Regions from separate parts of the Homo sapiens genome. Here region 2 is linked to region 1. A link is a loop called in an ENCODE intact Hi-C map of the cell type or tissue named here. Cell type or tissue: endothelial cell of umbilical vein. All regions are shown on one strand. Links, peaks and the distances in the headings refer to the core of each region. The heading gives the core; the rest is flanking DNA.

Region 1 (7,845 bases), core at 1,889-6,888:
TTTGTTTACCTTCCTCAGGGATGTTGCTATTCTCCAGGGCTCCACCCTCATCCTCATCCTGCCTCCTTTCCACTGTACATGCTCTTCCCATGTCATGCCACCTTCTTGCCCAAAATTAGTTACCATTTATTGACCACTTGTTATGTTCTAGACATTCTACTAGGCATTCTAAATGCTCATTATAACTCTCCAAGGTCAGCATTATGTTTCCCAATTTTTCAAATGAGGAAAGTGAGATCACAGAGTAACTTGTCTAAGGTTGTACCACCAGTAAATGATAGAGCTGGGATTTGATGCCAGGGTCATTTCTCGCCAATGTCTAAGCTCTTTCTATTACATTGCCATGTCCTCATTTACTACCCACAGGGAGACAATTCCAAGTCTGTATTGCCACTCTAAGTCTCTCGATGGTCTCAAAATCACATGTGCTCAATTCCTCAACAGAAATATCTGCCTAGACATCAGCAGGACCCTAAAATGCAGCATGCTCTCCCTGAACCTGCCCTTCCAGCGATCCCTTCATGGATAATAGAGTCTCCCAGCCTCAGCCAATCAATTGCCAAGTCTCATAGAAACCACTCAGATATCTGAGCCCTCTGTCCTTCCCTCTGTTCCCCACTTTGCTCAGAGCCTTGTAATTTCCTGGCCAAATACCACACACTTCCTAAACTGTACATTCCAGTTAATACCCCACTCAACATCCTGAGGTTGTTTCTCCAATAAGCATAATCATCTGTAAATGAAGAGATGCTCTTTATAAGGACTAAGTGAAATAATCTATGTAAAATATGCAGCTTATGCTCATTCCTCAATAAGTGTTAGGGTTCTTACCTTCCTTCTAAAATGTCAGTCTGATAATATAAGTCCCTATGGCCTGCACAATAAAGTCTAGAGCCCAGTGGCTTCCGAGGCCCTGACCCGCCTCTCTGATTCCTGCCTCACACTAGGCTCTAGTCAACCAAATGCCTCACTTTTCTTGTCTCTGTGCCTTAGTTCCCTCTGCTTGGAATTCCTTTCCTCCACTTACTGCACTAATGAGCATCTTTAATTATTATTCTTTCATTATTACTGTACTTTAAGTTCTAGGGTACATGTGCACGATGTGCAGGTGTGTTACATATGTATGCATGTGCCATGTTGGAGTGCTGCACCCATTAACTCGTCATTTACATTAGGTGTATCTCCTAATGGTATCCCTCCCCCCTCCCCCCACCCCACTACAGGCCCCGGTGTGTGGTGTTCCCCACCCTGTGTCCAAGTGTTCTCATTGTTCAGTTCCCACCTATGAGTGAGAACATGCGGTGTTTGGTTTACTGTCCTTGTGATAGTTTGCTCAGAATGATGGTTTCTAGCTTCATCCATGTCCCTACAAAGGACATGAACTCATCCTTTTTTATGGCTGCATAGTATTCCATGGTATATATGTGCCACATTTTCTTAATCCAGTCTATCATTGGTGGACATTTGGGTTGGTTCCAAGTCTTTGCTATTGTGAATAGGAGCACCTTTAATTCTTTAAGATCTGGTTCAGATGGCACTTTCCCCAGAATGCTGGCTCTGAATTCTTCCCATCAGTTTCCCGGGCTCCTTCTCTGAGCCTCTTTACTTTTTCTTACATTATTGCATTGCAATTATTTGTTTACCTGCCTGTCTCTGCGACAAGGCTGAAAACAGGGGCTGTTCCTTATCCGTCATCATATCCTCAGTGTGTGGCACCCAGGAGGTGCTTTAAAATGTGTGTGGAATTAATGTGTTCCATGCGTTAATAAGTGCTTGCCATGCCCCACCTCCTCCAGAATTGCGGTTACAGACAAAAGGGATTAAAGTGCCGCAGCCTTGCAGGTGGTGCACTGCAGGCTCAGAGGGTGCAGTTAGCCTTCTGAACCTCAGTTTTAAACCTGCAAAGTGGGCCTCAGACACCTCCTGGGCAATTAAGGGCAAAGGAAATAACATGTAAGTAGCCAAAATGCAGTCAAGATGCAAGTGGATGTTAAGTTGCTAGCCAAAACCACGGGAAGAATGATCATTTTTAGGGAATGGACCAATGCCTGGAAAGAATGCAGGCTTTGGAGTCAGGCACATTTAAATGCACTGTGATATTCTGTTATAACAGACTAACTCTGAGGTGTCGTTGATTTGACACAACAAAGGGTGAATGTGGGAATGTCCACCACGGGAATGTGGCTCCTGCTCTAATCAGGCTTCAGGGGCCCATATTGACGCAGTCAGGGTCCCTGAAAAGCAGACTCTGAAAGGAGATTAACATGCAGGATGTTTGTTAAGGGGTACCCTTACGATTGACACCTGCGAAAAAGAGCAGAAGGAAACAGGACTGTGCAGAGGGAGGAGTTGAGCTGCAGTGCAGGCCCAGCACCAGCCTTCACGTAACCCACGGGGTCTCTGGAGCTTGAATAACCCTTTAGAGATGTCCTGAACTGGGCCAAGATGGCTCGACCCTGATACCTCTGTGTTAATCAGGGGCAAACCTTGGGTGGGGTGACTCTCGGCGGCTGAGGCAGCCCTGCAGAGATTGACAACTGAAGGCTGCCACAGACAGCATTCCCAGCCCCTGGGGCCGTGCTTCTTTTACTGAAGAGGAGACAGCTCACATGTGGAGGATCCTCATCATATAGTTGCTGCACCCTGGGGACACATGCCAAAGTATCTCAGCTTTGGTTCTTCCAGAGGCCGACTCTGAACCTGGGATATGAGCACAAGCCATTTATCTGGGAGTATGGAAGTGAGATGGGAAAGGAAAGGAAATCAATGGAGCGCACTTTAATGAACAGGTAACTGCTGGGGGCCCCTGCAAATCAGAATAGAACATGTCCCGGAGTTGTCCCTCTCAATGGGCAAAGATGGGGTGGTATTTATCCACCAAATCCTGTGTGTCATTACTCACAGCCACTCCTGGACAGACTCACCCACTGACAGTTCCCACCTACCTTTCTATCTTGAACAAAGAGTGGCAGGTGACTGCAGTAAGAAGCCATTGACGTGAACACAAACTGTGAGCACCAAGGGGATGTGAGCAGAGCACTAATGGAGTCTGTCCCAGCAGGGAGGAGGGAGGCTGCAGAGTCTCTCAGGAATGTTATGCTGCCTCAGCCTAGGGGTGACACATTCACACAAGCATGGGCAGAGCTAGCTAGCCACATGGCCCACATCACTGTAAGGTAGAAAATTCTACCTTGCCCTCAGCGAAGGAAGGGGAAACAAATATTGCTGAGTTCTGATAAGGTCGGCCACAGTACTTCTCCTGCCTACTGGCTGGGTGAGATTGAGAAGTTGCTTTATCTTTCTGAGCCTCAATTTACTAATTTTTAAAATAGGAAGAATAACATCTATCTCATAAGAGTGTGAAAAATGGAACAAACGCACGCAAAGAATCTACCACAATGCAACAGAACTGGTGATGAAACAAAGCTACCACAGTTCGTTTTACTCATTTTATTATTACCCTTTATAACACATATATGTGACCTATATTCTTTTTATGTATCAAATGTAACATTAAAATAATAAAAGGGACACTTACTTAACACTAGATGTTGAAATTCAAAGAGAGATTTCACACATAAATAAATCAGTGCTAAGAAAAAATTTTGAAATAGTCTATCATAGTTTCTAGTATGTCACAGGCACTTACTAAATGGTAACTATTATCATTATCTGGGAACTATTGAAAACCAATTTCATTAATCACAGCCAAAAATAAAATTGATTTGGAATGTGATTTACCCAGATAAATCATCAGCTCAAGGGACTGCTTGGAGAGAAGGAGAGCTGACCTATGCCTGTTGACTCACCATGTAAACACAGTCATGGTAATTTACTAGCAGCAAGACCTGTTTCCTGCTGAGCAGTTCCAGTCTGAGCTCCAGAGCTAGACGCAGAGGAAGGGGTCAAACATGTCCACATGGAACCTGTTTTTTCTTTTTCCCCACCCCCACCAACTTCTGAGTGATCAGAGGCTCCCTTGTTGCAATGTCATCAAAATGAGACGTGGAAATTCCTCACCTGCCATAAGCTAGACAGAGCTTTTGAGATGCAAACCGTATACACTCTCAGAGGAGAGGATTGAAACCAAAGAGAGAAGTCACTTTCAAAGCACCATCCCCCTACCTTCCCCCTTCCATACACATGCTAAGCACACAGAGCTTTTGCAATCTGCTACGAAAACAGAATTTTAAAATAAACCCCAGTCTACTCTCTCAAATCAGAATTTAGAAGAAAATGGATTTCTGTAAGGTGAATTTGCTCTCCCAAAGTAGTTCCATTCACACACATGTACATACACACACACACACACACACACACATAAAATGCAGCACTCATTAATAGGCCAAATATGGAACAAGCAATTTTATCCTCAGCAAAAGAGAGACATTCAATAATTATGAGGACAGGCTTGAGGCTGCGTAAAAATAAAACTTACAGAAGCCAGCAGATGGCACTTAATCATAATTTTTCCTATGATTTCTATTAATTGTCAAATATTTTTCATTCTGCCTTCCCAATAAAACAAATGATATGCTAATGTGGCACAGTAAGTAACATTTTCCCTTTGAGATATTGAATAGGCTTGTTACATAAAATTCCCCCACCTACATAACTAGCCCAAGACCCACATTTCTCGTGCATAGATTTATCATATCACACTATGCATATGCATGTCCGTATATCTGTGCGCTTCCAAGCACGCAGCACATTTGATAAATGCAAAAAGTAAAAGCTAACACCTTCATTTATTTCCAAAAGCAAGCCCAAATCAAGGATCTGTTGTTCCTGAAACAGCCACATAAAATCATTTAAACCACGTTGTCCACCAGAAACAGAAATGCAGAAATACCTCAGGGAGGCCACTTTGGCAGTTTTCTTCAGGGCTCCTATTACAAGCATTAACAAGGTGAATGACCCCTTCCAGGCTGCTCTGTCTCACCTGCCAATTCCTCTACTTTCTTCCCCCACACTCCTTCCTTCTCCCCACGCTTCCACAATGCTGCACCCTTTTTCTGCTTTTTTATTTCCTTTCTATATTCTACTTCTGTTTTCTTTAATCTCTTCTCCCTCTTGAGCACTGGACTTGGTTTCCTGAATCTTGCAGGGACAGATGCTGTACCAGTCAGAGTTCTTGGTTTCTGACACCAGAAATCGACTCTGTTAAGCAGAAAATATTTATTGCAGAGCAATCAAGTAGTTCACAGAATCCACAGGAAGCCTGGAGAATCTGGCTCAGTAAACAGGCAAAAACCAAGGGTGTTGGCACCAGAAAAGACAGCCAAGGTCACACCACTGAAAACCACATGTCTGGGACAGTGCCACCAGCACCACGGTCACCAGCCACTAACAGCTACCACTGCGCCCAGGCTCTCCTGAATAATGGTTCACTGGCTCTGAGGGCTTGTTTCATTTCCTCCAGATTCCCTATCCAGGCTGGGAAGCCCACGGCCAAGGCTGGGAGGGCTGGCCTCATGAGTTGCTCTCCAAGAGCAGAGCTGTTGTTCTGGCTCAGACCAAAGCAGGGCGGGGGCACAAGCTTCAGTGCCTAGAAGATCTAGCATGAATGCAGGAGAAAGTGGATCTCGAGAAATACTGGCAATGAGAGAGCACCAGGTGTCACAGACACTACTCATTTTAAACCTGCCCTTTCCTGGTGCACAGATAGGGAAGTCTGTGCTCCCAAACTAAGTGGAATAATTTTGGGGAAAGGAAAGATATTGAGTGGGATGCAGGTCAGTTATGCCAGTTTTGGAAAGACAAACAATAAAGCAAAATCCGGCTGATGCTGTAGCCCTGTGCAGTCCACTCAGTTATTCCATACATACTTCGTTCTAGACAAAGCAAGGAGCTACCATTGCTAATGTGAACACTTCATTTTCAGGTTCTATTTAGCCAATTTAAATTCCAGCTCCTAAGCACTATTCCTTTGACTTCCCACATCTTAACCCTTAATGGGTGAAGGCTAGCCTCTTTCTAGGGATGAAATTTGTAACATGATTCCAAGCTCAGCGCAGGGGCCTCCCTCTCTCCTCCTGCCAGCTGGTCCCAATTATGAGCTGGTTTGGGTAATTTGAGAGTGTGGAGGGTGCCTGTGCAGTAGGAGGAGTATTTTCTAAGCACTCAGCTTCCCAAGCCCAACTAGAACTAATAGATGCTTTAATATTCTGAATTCTGAGGGGATTTGTAATGGTTTTCCAAAAAAGGAAATAAAATGTGTAAATAAAATCACTTGGTGGCATGCCTGGTAACCACTGCAAGTGCAGAGTGAAAAATCAAGTCTGTAGCATTCCAGCAAAGCTCCAACTTTGCCTACATTTCTTGGGCAGCTACCTCAGTTTTCCTGTGTTTTAACAGAGGGGGCCTGTGTGGCTGCAAGTTTTCTTGTGAGAGATGACACCAGACTTTGTGAGAGATGACAAAGACTTTTGGGGATCTCCAGCCCAGATTTTAAAGGGCTGAGGATATATCTGAGCTCAATTTTGTTATTTTCAACTTAATGTTTCTTGAGCATCTATTATATCCGACACATAGCACATTCTGGGAATTCAAAGCTGAAAAAAGCTCAGAATCTACTAAGATGGTTCTCTTTCAACAAGCAGCATTCCAAGGGTAGAAGAGTTAGCCCTTGGCTGGGAGGAGCATTTTGTCACTTACATTGTTCGGAATTGCCACGGCTCATGTGATTATACAAACCAGATGGCATTTAGTTGGTTTTATTATTATTATTATTTTATTTATTTATTTTGAGACAGAGTCTCGCTCTGTCGCCCACGCTGAAGTACAATGGCGCGATCGCGGCTCACTGCAACCTCCACCTCCCAGGTTCAAGCAATTCTCCCGCCTCGGCCTCCTCAGTAGCTGGGATTACAGGCACCCCCCATCATGCCCGGATAATTTTTTTTTTTTTTTTTTTTTTTGTAGAGACAGGGTTTCACCATGTTGGGCAGGCTGGTCTTAAACTCCTGACCTCAGGGGATCTGCCCACCTTGGCCTCCCAAAGTGCTGGGATTACAGGCATGAGCCACCACACCTGGCCAGTTTTATTATTATTTTAAAACCCTGTACAGACTAATGCACTCCTTATTATCTGAACCTGGTCTGACTTCTCCCACTGTCTCCACTGCTTCCAATCATTCCTCCCAGTTTACATCATCATAGGCAATCTAAGTATGTGCAGGAGAAAAAGAAAACTACATTTGAAGACATAAATGTCACCAGAAGACGAGTGCCCATAGCTGCCTGGGCATGTGTTCCATTAGCTGATTAATGCCAATTATAGTTACTTAGACATTGTCCTTTTGGGTCTTATCTGAGACATTCTCCCGATGCACACAGGCTAGTCCTGTTAGGAGCAGATTTATATTCCAGGGACAGCACAGTCTCCTGGTGACGCTAGCAGGTCCTTAAGTCATATTATCAGCATTTGTAAGCCAGCTCCTTTTTCTTACTAAGTTATTATTTAATGTCTTTGGGCCTAAGTGTTCTCATAGGTAGAGTGTGGATAAGAGTATCTTTCCTGGAAGAAATATTGTAAGGATTAAATTAGAGAATACATGTAAAACCATGTGGCACGTGGAAAGCACTCAAATATTTGCTTTTATTTTATTTTATTTTGTAGCAACATAGTCTCACTATGCTGCCAGGCTAGTCTTGAACTCCTAGCCTCGAGCAATCTTTCTGCCTCAGCCTCCCAATATATGTGAACCACCAATCTCAGACAGCTGTTATTTTTTACTTGATTTTATTCAGTTATTTTTAATAGAGACGAGGTCTCCTTAATGTTGCCCAGGCTGGTCTTGAACCCCTGGGCTCAAACAATCCTCCCACCTCAGCCTCCCAAGT
Region 2 (7,845 bases), core at 1,566-6,565, 170 kb after region 1:
ACAACAAGGGCAGAACAGCAGCTTGGTTTGGGGTCTCTTCCTGCCCTCTGGCTTCCCTTCTGTATGTTCTTCAAGCCCCTTCTTCTCCCTGCTAAATGTGTGTGTTCCTCAGGGATAGATCCTGGGCCTGTTTTGCTTCTTATTCTCTGCTTTCCTCAGAATTTCTTAAACACTGCCCTGGTTTCAACTACCACCTTCTAGATGATAACTCTGAGATTTTGTGCTTAGCCCTGATCTCCTGAGCTCCAAGCCTTCATACCCAACTGCCTGCTGTACATTTCTACTTGGATGCCCCCATACTCAGCATGCCCTAAATTGCACTTAGCATCTCTGCCATCTCACCATGCTCATTTGCACTTCTGCATTTCCCATCTGTGTGATTGGCATTCTGTCTCCCAGTCATCCACACCAAACTCTTGACCACATGTGCATGGCCGTCTTCAGGAGGCAGCCACTGCTTAGCTCAAGTGCTTCCCATGTAGAAATGTGGGCTCCGTGTTGTCAGATCTTTTTGCATATCTAGAGATGCCTAAAATCTTTTTTGGTGACATCTCCCAGTTTGAGAATGTCCACAACTAATTCACTTCTTCTTTTTCTTTTTTTTTAGACGGAGTCTTGCTCTGTTGCTCAGGCTGGAGTCAGTGGTATGATCTTAGCTCACTGCAACCTCCTCCTCCTGGGTTCAAGCAATTCTCCTGCCTCAGCCTCCAGAGTAGCTGGGACTACAGGTGTGTGCCACCATGCCTGGCTAATTTTTGTAATTTTAGTAGAGACAGGGTTTTACCATGTTGCTCAGGCTGGTCTTGAACTCCTGACCTCAGGTGATCCACCTGCCTTGGCCTCCCAAAGTGCTGGGATTACAGGCGTGAGCCACTGCGCCCAGCCCAGTTCTCTTAAAATACTGCAAGTGTCAAGCAGAACATACCTGTGGGCTTGGTGTGGCTGTGGACTTCCGGTTGTGCACGTCATTTAGGGAACAAGTTAACCAAGAGGCCCCAGAAAGATGCTGAGAATGACTGGTCAGAGTTGTAAGGGGGATATTTTCTCTGAGGTTGGAAGAAAAGAAGTCAATTTCAAGGAGAAATTGGACTCCAGTAACAAAAACCACATAGAGGACAGAAAAGGACTAGAGGGTCCCTTGAACTGGGAAATTGGGCCCTGGCCAAGTAAAGTGATGGGATTGGAAGCCAGATCACAATAAAGTAGGAAGTAATTTGAGACAAGGAAACAGCAACAGTATTCCATGTGCTAATATTCCACGTGCTACTCCATGAAGGAAAGGGGAGAGTAAAAATGGTAACTAAGAAAGAGTCCAAGATCAGACAGAATTATTCTCTTAAAGACAGATTAATAAATGTGTTTGAGTCAGGCACAGTGGCTCATGCCTATAATCCCAGCACTTTGGGAGGCCAAGGTGGGCGGATCACCTGAGGTCAGGAGTTCGAGACCAGCCTGGCCAACATGGTGAAACCCTGTCTCTACTAAAAATAAAAAAGTTAGCCAGGCATGGTGGCCCATGCCTGTAATCCCAACTGCTCGGGAGGCTGAGGCAGGATAATCGCTTGAACCCGGGAGGCAGAGGTTGCGGTGAGCCAAGATTGTGCCACTGCACTCTAGCCTGGGCGACAGAGCGAGACTCCGTCTCAAAAAATAAATAAAATAAAAATAAATAAATAAATAAATAAATAAATAAATGTGTTTGTAGTGGAATTGAAAATGTAATGCACACTATAATTTCTTTATTTTGTTTGTAACTACTTTGGCTGTTATTCTAAATCCTCACCTGCTGGTTAGCAAGGGGAAAAAAAGTAAATGTCAAAATCTCTTTAAAACTCAGTCTAATCCAATCATCTAAATAGCTCCCATGGATGGCCTTCTAACACTTGCATCAAAATGTTCAGTCTCTTGGATGGCGTCCTCTCTCTCTGCGTTTACACCCAAGATAATATCTGGGTGTATGGGAGGAGAGTAATTTGCTAAGAATGAGGGGTACTGGTGGAATACATGGCTTGAGGGAGCTGCTAAAAGTTGTGAATGACCACTTTGGGAAGTAGAGGAGGAGTGAATCAAGGGTAAGTAAAAGCAGCAGGCAGAGGGCCCTGCAGAAGCTGTGTAGTTTTCAATGGCAGGGTCCAGCAGGCAAGCAGTTGGGCTAAAGAAGGAAAGAGGCTGGTTTGATTCCTAGCAGAGAATGTCCTGGCAAATGTGAGAGAAAAACAGGGACCAAGGACAAGAATTAAAATGAATGTGGCTGGACGTGGTGGCTCATGCCTGTAATCCCAACACTTTGGGAGGCTGAGGTGGGCAGATCACTTGAAGCCAGGAGCTCAAGAGCAATCTGGCCAACATGGTGAAACCCCGTCTCTACTAAAAATACAAAAATCAGCTGGGCATGGTGGCACACGCCTGTAATCCCAGCCACTTGGGAGGCTGAGGCAGGAGAATTGCTTGAACCCAGGAGGCAGTGGTTGCAGTGAGCTGAGATCATGCCACTGCACTCTGGCCTGGGTGACAGAGCAAGACTCTGTCTCAAAAAATAAAAATAATAAAAAAAATAAAATGAATGCACTGATGTCTAAAGAATATAAGATCTTCCCAGTGAGAACTAGATTTTTCAGAGGTGGTATCCAAATCTGAAAGTCTGCATTCTCTAATTTACTGCCATTTTATTTTCTAGGAAGTAAGGTACGTGTCTCCAAAGTGTACTGGACCGAAAATGTGACTGAGCACAGAGAAGTGGCCATCCGCTGCAGCCTGGAGAGTGTAGGCAGCTCAGCCACTCTGTACTCTGTGATGTGGTACTGGAACAGAGAAAACTCTGGAAGTAAATTGCTGGTGCACTTGCAACATGATGGCTTGCTGGAGTATGGGGAAGAGGGGCTCAGGAGGCACCTGCACTGTTACCGTTCATCCTCTACAGACTTTGTCCTGAAGCTTCATCAGGTGGAGATGGAGGATGCAGGAATGTACTGGTGTAGGGTGGCAGAGTGGCAGCTCCATGGACACCCAAGCAAGTGGATTAATCAAGCATCCGATGAGTCACAGCGGATGGTGCTCACGGTGCTGCCTTCAGGTAACCAGGGGTTTATCTACCGCGAGCTCATGGTCAGGAGAATACATGGCTCTCCTCTTATCCTCTCCCTCTCACCTATCTTTTGCTCCTTCTGAAGACAATTTTCAGACTGAAGACAATTTTCAGGTTCCCTAAAGAAGATGACTTTGCTGTCTCTCTCAATAGTAACTCATTTGAACAAACAAGGTCCACATGAGATTTTGGCATAGACACTTAAATATCGGGAGCATCTGACAGGTCCATGTCTTTCTGCTGGGGTTCAGGGAGAAGGTGGGAGGTGAGCAATAAGCTAAGCTTACTGAGGGAAAGGGCCATTGGAGAAGTAGGGGTGTGGTCTTGGTGCCAGACACCAGGAAGCACAAAGGGAAAATCATCAATAAAGGTAACAATCCTAAGAGACCAGCTAGCTTTAGTGACACTGCTTAGGAGGGACAGAATGCTGTTGAGAACATATGGGAACATCTAAGAAGTAGGGATAGGTGCATCCCAGCGCAGCAGGGCTTCCAGAGGGGAAGTCGAAGCTATCCGATTTGTTCCTTGAGGTGGTCCATCATTGTTTTTCCCTGTTCATTCCTCAGCAGAAGTTTTCTCCTGAGTGCCAGGCCAAAATGTTTTTTCTATCAGCCTTTTTCTTCTTTCCAACAATTACAGGAAGTCCCATACTCATGAGCACATTCCGTACATGTTTTCCCAGTGGAATTAATAGGCTCTGTAGAATCGGCAGTTTTTGCAGTAGAATAAATAGATAAGAACTGTAAAAAGTATACAGTCTGTGATGAAAAGCGTATCTTCTCTGAGGCAGATGGGATCCTTCATAGCATACATATTGTTAATCTTTGTGAGATCCTTGTAAAACAGGTATACGGTTTTTAAAAGATAAACCTGGAAAGAAAACATTAAAAATTGAGTGGCCTTCGTATTCTTCAGAAAACCTTTGTCATGACAAACTGAGGGTTTTGAGGGTAATTAATGTTGAGGATTTCCAAGGAAATCCCTGTAATGTACCTTCTGGGCTCCTCCACCTGGCTGTTCCTTCCTGGTAGTCAGGGAGGCAGTGTGGGGTGATAAAAAATCCCAGGGGCTGGAATCTGACCAGCCTAGGCTCAAATCACAGCTCTACTACCAATACCAGCTATGAAATCATACGCTGGTTACTTGCTGTGAGCCTCAGCTTTCTATAAAATGAAGATCACAATATAAATATGTATAAAGTATCCAGTACAGTGCTTGGCACATTGTCAGTGCTCAGCAAATGTAATCTCCTTTTCCCCTTATGCCTCCAAACCCGCTGCACATACATATACACACAGGTACACACATACCTACATGTGTACATCTATGTGACAAAATAATGACACTTGTTTAATAAATAACTATATCAGGTTCTGAGGCCACAAAAGTGTACATGACAGAGTCTGTTCCCACCGAGCTTGGAATCCAGTGGGAGAAATCAAGTCCAACATAACAGGTGTCATCAAAGAAGTATTTCCAGTAGACTAGGGGAACAACAGAGGCAGGGCTGGGGTGAAGTGCTAGGTAGGGAGATGATCTGGGAAGGTTCCCCAGAGTCTGGGGCTCATGAAAAGGAAGAAACATATTTTAAGAACATGAAAGAGTATGCAAGATGATAATAAGATGTAAAATTTCATGTTATATTCGGGGAACTCCTGGTCATTGAGAATGGCAGGAACTGCAGTCTCTATGGTACAGTGGCAAGAGATGAGACCAGTGAGGAGGGAAAGGAACAGATGATAGATCCCAAATGTGTCTAGAGTATGAAGCTAAGAAGGAAGAACTTTATCATGACAGTGATGGAGTGTCATTGAAAAAGTTTAAGCAGGGGAGTGACATGATCAGATTTTCCTTTTAGAAAGTTCCCACATTAAAATGAATTGGAGGTCGGGCACAGTGGCTCGTGCCTGTAATCCCAGCACTTTAGGAGGCCAAGGCGGGCGGGTCACCTGACGTTGGGAGTTTGAGACCAGCCTGACCAACATGGAGAAACCCTGTGTGTACTAAAAATCCTAAAAATTAGCCGGGCATGGTGGCCCATGCCTGTAATCCCAGCTACTCGGGAGGCTGAGGCAGGAGAATCGCTTGAACCCAGGAGGGGAAGGTTGCGGTGAGCCGAGATCACGCCATTGCACTCCAGCCTGGGCAACAAGAGCAAAACTCTGTCTCAAAATAAATAAATAAATAAATAAAATAAAATAAAATAAGTGAATTGGAGGGGAGGTCCACAGTACAGTGCAGGTAGTATATGAAATTGTGGAAACCCAACTGGGGAAAGATGAAGGCCTGAGCTAAGGCGGTACCCATGACGACTAAGAAAAGAACAGGCATTAGGTATTAGGAGGTGTAATCTTCAGGATTTAGAGGCTGATTCATTGTATATAGAGGGCAAAGGAGCAGAAGGAGAGAATTAAGGATTAACATTTGGACTCTAGCTTAGATGGATAGTCGGGTCATTTACCAAGCAAGGTAATATATGAGAGGGATTTGGAGGGGAAGATTAGTTCAGTTTTGAATAAGTTGGGCTGGAACTGAGTTCAGAGTAACTGTGAGTTATTGATAAAGGTCTGTCCAATAGACATCAAGACTGCCAAATGGGATCTGCACCAGAGTTGTAGATTACAAGTCATCCATAGGTAGCCAGTAATGATGCCCAAGGGTGGAGCTCTGGGATAAATTGCCATTTCTCAGGGAGTGGAGAGCCTGTGAAGGAGACTGATAGGAGTGATGGAGAGCTGGGAAGGGAATCAGGATTTGGTGGTACCACAGACACTAAAGGCAGAGAGGGCATCAAGAGGGTGAGGAGAGTCGACAGACTCAGCTCTTGCAAAGAGGTTGATTAAGATAACAGTGGGAAAGTATCCATTGGATTTGACATTATGGGACAATTACAGAAAAGTTATCAGGGAAGTCAGACTGCAGCAAGTTGAGGGGAGAGTGGGCACATCAATGCAGATTGCTCTTTCAAGAGCTTTGATGTCAAGGGGAAGAGAGAAGACAATAAAATGGCAAAAGTTGTCAAAAAAAAGTGAAAGTATTTTAGTTTTGCTTTTTTGCTGTTTTGGTTTGAAGATGATACAGATTTGAGCACATTTATGTTTTAGAGGGGAGAAAGCCAGCAGAAAGAAAAGAAAGAAAGAGAGAGAGAGAGAAAGGAAGGAAGGAAGGAAGGTAGGTTAATAGAAGAGTAGATACAACTGACAGTCCAACATCAGAAAGAAAGAAAGAAAGAAAGAAAGAAAGAAAGAAAGAAAGAAAGAAAGAAAGAAAGAAAGAAAGAAAGAAAGAAAAGAAAGAAAAGAAAGAAAGAAAGAAAGAAAGAAAGAAAGAAAGAAAGAAAGAAAGAAAGAAAGAAAGAGTAGATACGGTTGACAGTCCAACATCTGAAAGAAAGAAAGAAGAAAGAAAGAAAGAAGGAATGAAGGAAGGAAGAAAAAGATTAATAGAAGAGTAGATACGACTGTCAGTCCAACATCTCACCATGCATGCACCATCTCCTTCCTGGAATGCTCCTCCATGCCATCTTTCCCTGGTCAACACTCTCATCCTTCATCCAGCAACTTAACTGCCACTGCCTCAGAGACTTCCCTTATTCTTTTAGCCCCCACACCTGCAGTTACCTGTTTAACATCTGTCACACTGCTAGACTATACTATAGGCAAAGATAATGAGTGTCTCATTAGTAGCACTAGCACAGTGCCTGGCACATAGGGGATGCTTAAATGTTTACTGAATCACTGTGTAATTGCACTCCTGTTGAGTACCAGGTCTATGTGTTATCAAGATCCAGTTCAAATATAATATGCTACCTATGGTCACTTAACAGATGGTTTTCCATGCTCTCTATCTGGCTATCCCAGCTTGGGCTGGTTTTAGGGCCACACAATAGGACTGTAGAGCATGTGGCTCAAGTGAAGGCAGGAAAGTTAAGAGACATTTTCTCGGAGAATGGACCTTGCCTTTTCTTCTCTATCTTATTTCCTTATCAGTGACTAAGCTATGGCAGAGACAACAGCTTCCTCAGTCTTTTTACCTTACCCTTAGACCCTAGACATTAAATGTCTTATTCTAGAGAATTGTCTGTGATTAATTGATAGGCCAGGCTATAAGGCTTCCTGGGAACTGGATTATCTGTAGTAGTGTGGTACTTGTTACTATTTCCCAGCTTTTATTTGGGTAAAGGTCTATTTAGAAATTAGATCCTTGGGCCAGATGTGATGGCTCCCATCTGTAATCCCAGCACTTTGGGAGGCTGAGGTGGGAGGATTACTTGAGCCCAGGAGTTTGAGACCCCTGTCTCTACAAAAAATTTAAAAATTAGACACATGGTTGATGCACGCCTGTAGTACTTGCTACTCAAAAGGCTGAGATGGGAGGATTGCTTGAGTTTGGAGGTCAAGGCTGCAGTAAGCCATGATCATGCCACTTTGCTCCAGTCTGGATGACAGAGCAAGACACTGTCAAAACAAACAAACAAACAAACAAACAAAGAGAGAGAGAGAGAAAGAGACAGAGAAAGAAAGAAAGAGAAAGAAAGAAAAGAAAGAAAAAAAGAGAGAGAGAAAGAGAAAGAGAGAAAGGGAAAGGGGAGAAGGGAAGATAAGGAAGTGGATTCTTGAAGGAGCTGTGTGTCTTTACCACACTGAAGTATTTGGAGATGCCAAGCTACTTACCTGTGCTTCCCAGTACCTCCAGCAAGGCCTAGCACATGGCATTCAACAAATGCTTAATGAAAGAATGAGCAGGCACGTCTTCAGTTG

What was found. Peaks named below come from ENCODE experiments on the same cell type or tissue, not always from the same donor. Only the 100,000 strongest peaks of a DNase experiment are listed, where the experiment ranks them.
Region 2: a loop joins it to region 1, with 5 times the contacts of the local background. A loop is called at or near these places in 2 of 110 quality-filtered maps.

The regions. Positions count from the first base shown.
Region 1 is chr1:116,850,017-116,857,861 of GRCh38, forward strand. No RefSeq gene overlaps it. Among named protein-coding and RNA genes, the nearest start is that of PTGFRN, 56 kb to the right of the region's middle. In endothelial cell of umbilical vein, for the core only: no CTCF peak of the experiment used is centred there; a DNase peak (open chromatin) is centred at 3,875; H3K27ac peaks cover 1,460 bases.
Region 2 is chr1:117,022,832-117,030,676 of GRCh38, forward strand. It overlaps CD101 (CD101 molecule), which reads left to right. Exons shown (of 10, transcript NM_001256106.3): 8 at 2,678-3,073. CD101-AS1 (CD101 antisense RNA 1) reads right to left here. Exons shown (of 4, transcript NR_110786.1): 4 at 2,651-3,955. Among named protein-coding and RNA genes, the nearest start is that of CD101, 25 kb to the left of the region's middle. In endothelial cell of umbilical vein, for the core only: no CTCF peak of the experiment used is centred there; a DNase peak (open chromatin) is centred at 3,710; H3K27ac peaks cover 1,143 bases.